Regions from separate parts of the Homo sapiens genome. Here all the other regions are linked to region 2. A link is a contact called in ENCODE Hi-C or POLR2A ChIA-PET data. All regions are on one chromosome and are shown on one strand. Each heading gives the region's core, a stretch centred on a gene start or an enhancer-like site at or near the end of the contact. The rest is flanking DNA. Distances are from core to core; before and after follow the strand shown.

The links. A loop is a pair of places that touch in the nucleus more often than their neighbours do. ChIA-PET counts read pairs that join two places held with the same protein, here RNA polymerase II (POLR2A). Pooled maps may share reads with other maps.
Region 1: a map with no recorded cell type shows a loop between it and region 2 (1.8-fold over the local background). The contact joins two enhancer-like sites. A Hi-C loop is called at or near these places in 3 of 37 single-sample maps with no recorded cell type and 3 of 50 pooled maps.
Region 3: a map of cardiac septum shows a loop between it and region 2 (18-fold over the local background). The contact joins two enhancer-like sites. A Hi-C loop is called at or near these places in 1 of 168 maps with a recorded cell type or tissue (cardiac septum) and 5 of 50 pooled maps. POLR2A ChIA-PET finds 5 or more read pairs at or near these places in 2 of 52 experiments (Caco-2 and RWPE1).

What each region holds. Positions count from the first base shown.
Region 1 is chr5:31,989,254-31,992,681 of GRCh38, forward strand. The region is part of intron 3 of PDZD2 (PDZ domain containing 2); the gene reads left to right. Among named protein-coding and RNA genes, the nearest start is that of MIR4279, 55 kb to the left of the region's middle. Within about 2 kb of position 1,628, at least 2 of the 41 ENCODE cell types and tissues checked have a DNase peak (open chromatin) inside an H3K27ac peak, as active enhancers do.
Region 2 is chr5:31,773,737-31,776,765 of GRCh38, forward strand. All of the region lies in intron 1 of PDZD2 (PDZ domain containing 2), which reads left to right. Among named protein-coding and RNA genes, the nearest start is that of PDZD2, 140 kb to the left of the region's middle. Within about 2 kb of position 1,700, at least 4 of the 41 ENCODE cell types and tissues checked have a DNase peak (open chromatin) inside an H3K27ac peak, as active enhancers do.
Region 3 is chr5:32,026,212-32,029,551 of GRCh38, forward strand. The region is part of intron 6 of PDZD2 (PDZ domain containing 2); the gene reads left to right. Among named protein-coding and RNA genes, the nearest start is that of MIR4279, 92 kb to the left of the region's middle. RefSeq lists an enhancer at 822-1,323. Within about 2 kb of position 1,961, at least 17 of the 41 ENCODE cell types and tissues checked have a DNase peak (open chromatin) inside an H3K27ac peak, as active enhancers do.

The DNA.
Region 1 (3,428 bases), core at 378-2,877, 220 kb after region 2:
GTTCACCTCCCACTTATGAGTGAGAACATGGAGTATTTGACTTTGTGTCCTGAGTTATTTCACTGAAGGTAATGGCCTTTGGTTCCATCCATGTTGCTGCAAAAGACATGATTTAATTCTGTTTTATGGCTGAGGAGTATTCTGTGGTATATACCACATTTTCTTTTCTTTTTTTTTTTTTTTTTTTGAGACGAAGTCTCACTCCGTCACCCAGGCTGGAGTGCAGTGGCGCGATCTTGGCTCGCTGCAGCCTCTGCCTCCTGGGTTCAAGCAATTCTCCTGCCTCAGCCTCCCAAATAGCTGGGACTATAGGCACACGCCACCATGTCCAGCTAATTTTTTGTATTTTTAGTAGAGAGGGGGTTTTACCATGTTGGCCAGGCTGGCCTCGAGCTCCTGACCTCTAGTGATCTGCCTGCCTCGGCCTCCCAAAGTGCCGGGATTACAGGCATGAGCCACCACACCTGGCCTGGTGTATACCACATTTTCTTTATCCAGTCAGCCATTGATAGACACTTAGGTTGATTCTGTATCTTTGCTATTGTGAATAGTGCAGGGCGGGGCCTTCTTTGTCTTTGTTTCCCGTCTTAGCTCAGTGCCTTGTAGGTATTTATTAATCAAGGCCCCAAGAATACTAGTCCTGGGAGATGGGACCCTGAAGTTCCTGCCTCAGTTCTGCCATCCCCAGCACTGTGGCCTTCAGGTTGCTGCGGCCTTTCTCTGGCCTTCTGTTTTCTCACCTATAAACTGAGCATTTTGGTCTGATGACTAAGGGACTTCCAGCTCTGACATTATGCTCACCCATTTCTTACTGATCATTCTGAATAAGAAGGGGTAAGCAAACGGTTTCAGAAAAGGTTTGCAACTAGCGCCGGAGTATTTACGGCAGCAAGATTCTGGTTGGATTGTGTCTTCTCACATATGGGGCAAAGTTGCTGTTATAAAGTTTTATTTTTGGTTCCAGCAGTAATGAGGTCATTTAAATGCTGTGAGACAGCTCCCTTTAATGTACCGCTCCTGTTTTGGTAAATAAATCCCTTCGTTGGCTTCAGTGAAGGGATACATGTGTGAACTCACGCAGTAATTGGCAGTTTACAGGAAAGGGTAACACTCCAACAACATTAGTGCAGAAGTCCATAGCATCCAGTTTTTCAGGGTTTGGCTTTTTCTCAATAGGCTGACAAAGTCTTGTTGCCCTTTAAGCTAATGTAAAAGAAAACAAATGCCCAAACCATCTGTCTAGACAGGGTCTGTTGCAGAACTCGGTCTCTCCAACTGGACCAGGGTTCACACAATGAACACTGGCAAACAGACAGATCTCCCATCTGTGTGAGCTTCTTAACCTCAGTCGCAAGGACCATCATGGAACTGTAAGATTAGCGGATAAACATTCTATATTTGTTCATTCAGTGCTATTTATGGGATATTATAATGTGGTAGACACTGTTCTAATTGCTAGAGAACTAGTTGGTAAACAAGACAGACAAGGTTCTTATCTCACAGCATTTATAGCATACCACAAACAATAAATAAGCAAATCCACAAATCACAGTGTCAGAAGCTGATGAGTCAATGAAATAAAACAGGGTGAAGTGAAAGCTGGCCGGGCAGTGTCATGGGCAGGGGGCTGGTTGATGTTGGGTGTCAGAGCAGGAAGATCTCAGTAAAGAGGCGATGTTTGAGCTGAGGATTGAGTGTCAGAAAAGGGCAGCCCTGCATAATCCGGGGCAGAATGTTCCCAGGGAAGAACCAGCAAAGCATCTGCCCTCAGGCAGGAATGACAGAGTGTTCCATGAGAAAGACACTGGGCACCAGGAGATGATTCAGGAGGTGTGGGCAGGGCTGGTTACAGAGGTTCGCATATGCCACCTTGGAGTTTGAACCTTATTCTCGGTCCTGTGGGAAGTTGTTGGAGGGCTTATGCTGAGTGCATCACAGCCTATGTTTTTTAAACCTTCCCCTTGGATGTTTGATGGAGGATAATGGATTGTAGGAGGTGAAATTTAAAAGGGAGACCAAACTGGAGGCTATTGTGGTCACCCAAGCTAAAGATGCTGGTCACTTTGACGGGGGAGGTTAGGGAGAGGAGAAGGCCAAAGTCGGTGGATCTGGCATCTATTTCGGAAGTAGACTCTACAGATGGTGCTCGTGGTTCAGATGTGGGAGATTAAACAGAAGGAATCAAAGATACTTCACGGACTTTTGGCTTGTGGATCATCTTTAGCCTGAGTAGAGGATAATGCTGTTTGCATTGAGATGGGAAAGCCAGGAGTAAGAGAGGAAAAAAGTCCAGTTTTGATTGTACTAAGGTGTATATCAGATACCCAAGTGGAATTGTTAAGGAGGCAGTTGGAAATATCCTTAATATCGTTATATTTAAGTTGGCCTGTTAGATTTTGGCCAGTACAAGTTTTAGCCTAGTAAATATCAGACACTGATTTATTTTTTACTGAACGTTGCTGTAGGCAAATACCTTTAAAACTGACAATTGTGGGCCCGGCACGGTGGCTCACGCCTGTAATCTCAGCACTTTGGGAGGCCGAGGTGGGCAGATCACCAGTGGTCAGGAGTTCAAGACCAGCCTGGCCAATATGGTGAAACCTTGTCTCTGCTAATAATACAAAAATTAGCTGAGTGGATGTGGTGGTGTGCACCTGTAATCCCAGCTACTCGGGAGGCTGAGGCAGGAGAATCACTTGAACCCAGGAGGCAGAGGTTGCAGTGAGCCAAGATTGTGCCATTGCACTTCAGCCTAGGTGACAGAGTGAGACCCTGTCTCGAAAGAAAAAAACAAAACAACAACAAAAAAAACTGCTAACATTTACTTCTTGTTGCTTGTGTCTTCCTTTGTAGTCCTCTGAACTCCCTTCATTAGATGATCAGAAATTCCAAGGTGAGGAAACTTGCATTAATTTCTTTGGACACTCCCCTCCTATCTCCTACTTTCAATTAAAAAAAAATTATGTTATCGGATAAAAGTGAAAAAGAAGGTCTGTTTCTTGAGTAGTGTAGTTGGGGGCTGTATTACAGATTAGTGATTTCTGCCCTCTGAAGCCAGTTTTATTTGTTAAGTGTTTTGCATGACTTTATTTTTAACGAGTTTTGTGGTTTGGGGCTGGGGGCAGGCAAGTGGAGTGGAAATGTGGGTGCTCTTGATGGAAAGTGTCTTGAACTCTTCTGTCAGTATATATATATATACATTTGAGCTGATATTGTATTCCCATGAACATCGTTTTGCATGTTTCTTGTCACATGTCCTACTTCTAAAAGTATTTAAAAATTAGAAAGGAATGTACCTAGTATTGTCACATCCTTTGTTAACCATACTTACATGTTTTGTTTAACAAAGAGGAGGGGAAAAGGAGAAAAGAATGGTGGTGTAAACTAGTAAGGGGGATGGATAGGTTTTTACTAATTTGCGCTAAAAC
Region 2 (3,029 bases), core at 450-2,949:
TGAAATTCAGTATTAATACCTGGATTATTGTCCCAGCTCAGCTCCTGGCTGTGTGACTTTAGACAAGTCACTTGGGCTCTCTGGGACCGTGTTTACATATTTGTTAAATTGGGAGAGCACCCAATCATGGCAAGGATACAGTGAGATCATAGATGGAAGAGTGTTGAGAGTGATCTACCCGCTTTACAGACATCAGGAATAGCTAGCATGCAGCTGGTGAAAACCGATGTCGACACCTAGAGGAATGGTGTTCCAGCCACAGAGTCCCAGGGTGACCTGGGCAGTGACTCCTATTCTCCCCAGCTGTTCATCCCTCCTTTGTTAAATCACCAATAACAGCTTTATGCCCAGAGCAGAGGTCCAGAAGCCAGCTCACCCCAGCCCTAAGCCTGGTGTGGGCTGAGCTGGGGCTGTGTCTTCCTGGAGCCTGGCATCTGCTCACCCGTTCTTATTTCCCAGAGTTCTACTTGACCTGTGGGTAGGTGGGTAGTTCAGATTTGAGCACCACCCTACACAGAGGGTAAAAACCTGGGAGGCCAGGGCAGGAGTAGATAAAAGAAAGATGAGGAAAGGTGTGAATCAGAGCTCAGAAGGGAAAGAAACCACCCCCTTTGCCAAAAAGTTGATCATTGTGCAGAGAATACAGGTTCACTGTAGAAAAAAGAAAACAAAGAAGATAAAAACTACTTGTTAGTGGCTAGGTGTGGTGGCTCATACCTGTAATCACAGCACTTTGGGAGACTGAGGCAGGCAGATCACGTGAGGTCAGGAGTTCGAGACCAGCCTGACCAACATGGTGAAACCCTATCTCGACTAAAAATACAAAAAAAGTAGCCGGGTGTGGTGGTGCACGCCTGTAATCCCAGCTATTTGGGAGGCTGAGGTAGGAGAATCGCTTGAACCTGGGAGGCAGAGGTTGCAGTGAGCCAAGATCACACCACCTTTGCACTCCAGCCTGTGAAACAAGAGCAAAACTCCCTCTCAAAAAAAAAACAAAAACCAAAAAACTGCTTGTTAGTCTTACCACCCAGAATGAAAACAGTTAGTGTTTTAATGTTTTAGCTATTTTACTTCCTGACTTTTTACACATACACCAATGTGTATATAAATAGAACTTTAAAAATGGAAAGGGATCATACTCCTTAGTGTGCTGTTAAATGTTTAACAAATGGCTGGCAGGGAGGGGCCATCCTGATTTGTAGCATTTGCCAATTTCTGTGGTGTAAACACTCCCACCATGGCTGGTTTCAAAGTATCAACATGATGTCAACCAGCTTGCAAACTTCCTGAAATTTTAACAATCAGCTCTTGGGAAACATCGAGAGCCAACTCCAGCAGGCTGCCAACTACATTTTGTTTTCTAATTAGCCTTTCTTCCTCACGCTATAGTACAAACGTCTTCATGCCTAAACTTTTCAAAAGTTGTCTTTCTCAAATTACTTATTTGAGTCAAAATTGTTTTCCTTTGGGAATCTGGAACCGATTGTAAATACTGTCCTCTAGTTAGAATTTGCCTGTTTCTCATGTTCCATAGATCCTTGTCTGAGTGGGGAGTGGATCCACACTTTTTTATTAGGTGGCTGGAATAGAGATGTAATTGAAAAAAAAAAAAAGATTAATGTGATGCTGCAGAAGCATGTGGCGGCTTGGCAGTTCATTATCTGAGGACGGATTTGACGTAATAGAGACAATTTTCTCCTTTGCAGCTCCTTCTCCTTGGCCCAGCCAGCTCAGTTCTATACTTGTCACTCATTTCCCTTGGCCTTTCTGATGGAAATTTGTCCCTACTCCAGTCTGCCTGATGAGAGTAGGGCTGCAACTGTTTGGCCCAAGTCAAACCTCATAATCAGATCCATGTTTTCCTTGTTGAATGGGAGCTTTGGGAAATTGGAAGGGGAAGAGGGAGTGGAGAGCTGCACTCACAGAGCGTGTGTGTGTGTGTGTGTGTGTGTGTGTGTGTGTGTGTGTGTAGTCATCTCCCACTTGGCTCCAGGGTAACGTGTTGGCCTTCCAACGCTGGTGGACTGTTAGATCTGTGCTGAGAGCCTAGTAGGTGGAAAAACTTGGTGCCAAAGGTCTCCCACACTGGGCTTTTAATTGCTTTAAAAGAGGCTGAGCTTTGTGAGCTTCCGGTAACAAACCTGGCTCTCCCGGGCCCTGTGGATTTAGATGGGGAGTTTTTGACTAAGGCTTCATGAGTGTGGCCAGCATGCGTTAGGTGGACATGGGGGAGGGGCAGTCCACTGTCACAGTAAGAAGGAAAGCCTTGGCCATTCCCACTAGGTCTGAAGCTAGCCAATGGAACAGAAAGGCAAGAAGTCTGGTTTGGAGTCCTGACAAGAGTGCCAAGCTCAGATTCCTGGAGTGTAAGAGGCAAAGGACAAGGCCTGTGTGAATAAGGGGCCTTCACTGGCGGAGCCCCTAGGTCTCTGCCGTTCCCTAGGTCATCTTGGACTCCTCCTCTTCTCTATCCCCTTCCCCACTAACCTCATTCCAAGTGGTCACCAAGACCAGTTAACTGTGCCTCTGAAATTGTCCAAGATGCCAGCCCCTTCCCCCACCATCCCATTGCCACTCCCCTATCCAGGCAGTCACTGGATCCCATCTGAGCTATGAGGAACAGTCCTCCAACTGCCTCCCTGCCCTGTGGTCTCACTCAGTGCACAGACATCCTTTCGGGTCCCTACCCTACTCCCCATACATTGTGTTTTTATTTTATTTATTTATTTATTTATTTATTTATTTATTTATTTATTCATTTTTAGTAGAGACAGGTTACTTATGTTGGCCAGGCTGGTCTCGAACTCCTGACCTCGTGATCTGCCTGCTTCATCCTCCCAAAGTGCTGAGATTACAGGCATGAACCACCACGCCTGGCCTTATTTTTTATTTTATTTATTTATTTATTTATTTATTTATTTATTTATTTTGAGACGGAGTCTTGCTCTGTCGCCCAGGCTGGAGTGCAGTAGTGCAGTCTTGGCTCACTGTAACCTCCACCTCCTAGGTTCAAGCTATTCTCCTGCCTC
Region 3 (3,340 bases), core at 711-3,210, 250 kb after region 2:
CTACAACCTCCATCTTCTGGGCTCAAGCTATTCTTCCACCTCAGCCTCCCAAGTAGCTGAGACTACAGGCATGTGCCACCACACCCAGCTAGATTTTGTATTTTTTGTAGAGACGGGGTCTTGTGATGTTGCCCAGGCTGGTCTTGAACTCCTGGGCTCAAAGCAATCCGCCCGCCTCCGCCTCCCAAAGTGCTGAGATGACAGGCGTGAGCAACTGCGCCCAGCCTTGTGTACTTCTTAGGGCTCTTTTACATGCCTTTCTTTTTTTAACAGCCTTCCCACCACTACCTTTTACATGTCTTGAGATTTTCCTGTATGCATGTGTATGCGTGCACGTGCACGCACGCACACACACACACACACCTGATTTTGTCATTCTGGTGTTTAAAGCATATCATAGTCCTACTTCCAGAAATACATCCAATGCAATGAACCTGGTAGCCAACACTGCTGAGAAATGACCCAAGGGTCTACCTTGAGTAGCCAGCCCCCAAATCCAAAGAATAGCTCCAGACCCCATAGTTTTCTCACCCACTAGGTCATGGGACCATGGCAAGAGTGAGAGAGTTCCACTTCCCAGAGGATGCCTGTTATTACCTTACCTCAATTTGAAATCTGTACTAAGGTTGAACACATGCATTCTCCTCCTTGACCTCCACATCCCCTGTTGTTTCCTTTTTTTGTTGTTTTTGTTTTTTGTTTTTGTTTTGAGACAGAGTCTCGCTCTGTCGCCCAGGCTGGAGTGCAGTGGCACGATCTCGGCTCACTGCAGTCTCTGCCTCCCGGGCTCAAGCAATTCTCCTGCCTCAGCCTCCTGAGTAACTGGGATTACAGGTGTGTGCCACCACGCCCGGCTGATTTTTTGTACTTTTAGTAGAGACGGGGTTTCACCATGTTGGCCAGGCTGGTCTTGAACTCCTGACCTCAGGTGCTCCACCCGCCTCGGCCTCCCAAAGTGCTGGAATTACAGGCGTGAGCCACCATGCCTGGCCCCCCTGTTATTTTCAAAGAGCTGAGAGTTACTAGAGGACACTAGCCTCTCTTGGGAACATGACACATACAAACCCACTGCAAGAGGGTCAGTTACAAGCTAATGACTGATTACATTCCTGTGCCCTTAAAGGTGATTACCTCAACTTTCTAAGGAACCAAGAGATCTCTTTAAATTTCAACGCATAAAAATAATCACTCTCAATGTGTGTTAAGCCCATTCAAATTGTTTGGGGGTGATGAATGGGAGGAAGCTGGAAATGGGCTTAGCTAGAACAAGGGCAGTATTAATTCATTTGCGGAGCCACAGCCTGAGCGTCGCAGTGGGCATCAGTTGCGGCTCCCCCCACTCCCAGCTGCATCTGACAACCTCTGATCTATGCACACATGCCCGGCGTGTACCAGAGCACGCCCAGGGTTGACGAGTTTGACTTTGTGGTGTTGCTGTTTTCCTCTTTAGTTCTGAGTTACTCTCTTGATTGGAAAGCAGCGGGTCGAGTGTAGCAGTAGATTCCTGTTTTAATTTCTACACGTAACTTGCAGGCTTCTTGCTACTTTGTGCTGATTTATTGTTGTCCTGATTCCCATTTTCTGAATGGTTATTCATTCCCAGCCCAGGCCTCTCTGATGACCATCTGGTTCTCCTTCGGTCACTCAAACATCTGCCCCAGAGACTTGGAAAATGAGCTTCCTTTGGCAACCTAAAAATAATCTTAGTGTGACTGAAGCCTGAAAGGGAAATCGCTGCGTTCCACTGTCCTATGGACACTGACCGGGGAATGAGCCAACAGAGCTTCCTGGGGATTTGGAGCTTAGATGTCTTCTGTCACATCTGCAGATTTTTTCTTTTTTTTTCAAGTCTTGGGAACCATAAAAACATGGTGAGAACTGGGTGCAACCAGTCCTGAAGTTTTCTTTGGGACTAGGCAAGCTTGCACAAAGGAAACAGCTGGAGATAAAAGCCACGCTTTGCATGGTTTGTTCGTAAGGCTGCAAGAGCTGGCTGAGAAAGACAGCGGATACTCAGGATTGCGACATGCTATTAGTCACAGTGTGTTCCAGGAGAGCTCACAAATGCTTTGAAACAGTTACAGGATATTTCTAAGGATATTTAGCTTGGACCTAAGAGGCCTGTCTCATGGGCAATGATGGTTTGCCCCCCACCCCTAGAAGACGAAATTTGCCAGAAACTAAAACTCAGTCCCTGTGGTATTTCTCATCCAAAATTATTTCTAGCCACATTGTCTAGTGCAACTTTTCAGAGGTTCTGCAATGATATAAAATGTCAACATAATAATGTTCAAATAAATTAAATGCCCTTGTAGGTCATAATCCAAAGATCTTAAAATCTAAAGTAATTAACATCTCAACTTAAATTTCCTTGACTTTTTGTGTTTAAAAAAAACCAAAGCCCTTAATGGCCTCCTTTGATCTCTCCTATTTCTTATTTTGCTCCTTCTATTTTTTTTTTTTGTTTTTTTTGTTTTTTTTTTTTTTTGAGACAGAGTCTCGCTCTTGTTGCCCAGGCTGGAGTGCAGTGGCACAACCTTGGCTCACTGCAACCTCTGCCTCCCGGATTCAAGGAATTCTCCTGCCTTAGCCTCCCGAGTAGCTGGGATTATAGACATGTGCCACCACACCCAGCTAATTTTTGTATTTTTAGTAGAGACGGGGTTTCACCAGGTTGGCCAGGCTGGTCTGGAACTCCTGACCTCAAGTGATCCGCCTGCCTTGGCCTCCCAAATTGCTGGGATTGCAGGCGTGAGTCACCGCGCCCAGCCATTATTTTGCTCATTCTTAGTTAAGGAGATCCTTGGTGCTGGATGCTGGAAAAAGATTGTGTTTTTCAGCATCTGCAGCCTGGGCTGTTTTCCACAGGAATAAATACAGTTTTTTCCAGCTCCAAGAAGACTGAATTCATTCAACAGCAAGTCTCTCATGTGCTTTACTTTTTAGTGATATGCAAATAAAAAAAAGTAAGTGGACCCTCAATAGTATCAAAACATTGTCCCCACGCCCTTAACATTTAGAAAGATGACCCAAACCCCAGTCCCTAGACAGTTGTCCTAGGCAAGATTTTGTTCTTGGGACCTTATTTAAATTTGCCAAAGGTAGTATCAAGAACTGTAAAAAAAAAAAAAAAAAAAAAAAAGCTTTTCCACTATAGTTTCATGGATGCTGGCAGGAGACTTGAGATTCCTGAGTCAGAGACAAATGACTTTTTATTACTCATGGCACAGCAACTAGATTTTAGCTTCCCTAATCCCAGTTTTTAGGATTTAACCCCAGTTTATTTAGGGCTTTATGTTCACATCATTTCCCCTTTCCCCTGCAAGTCCTGTGGCGGTGA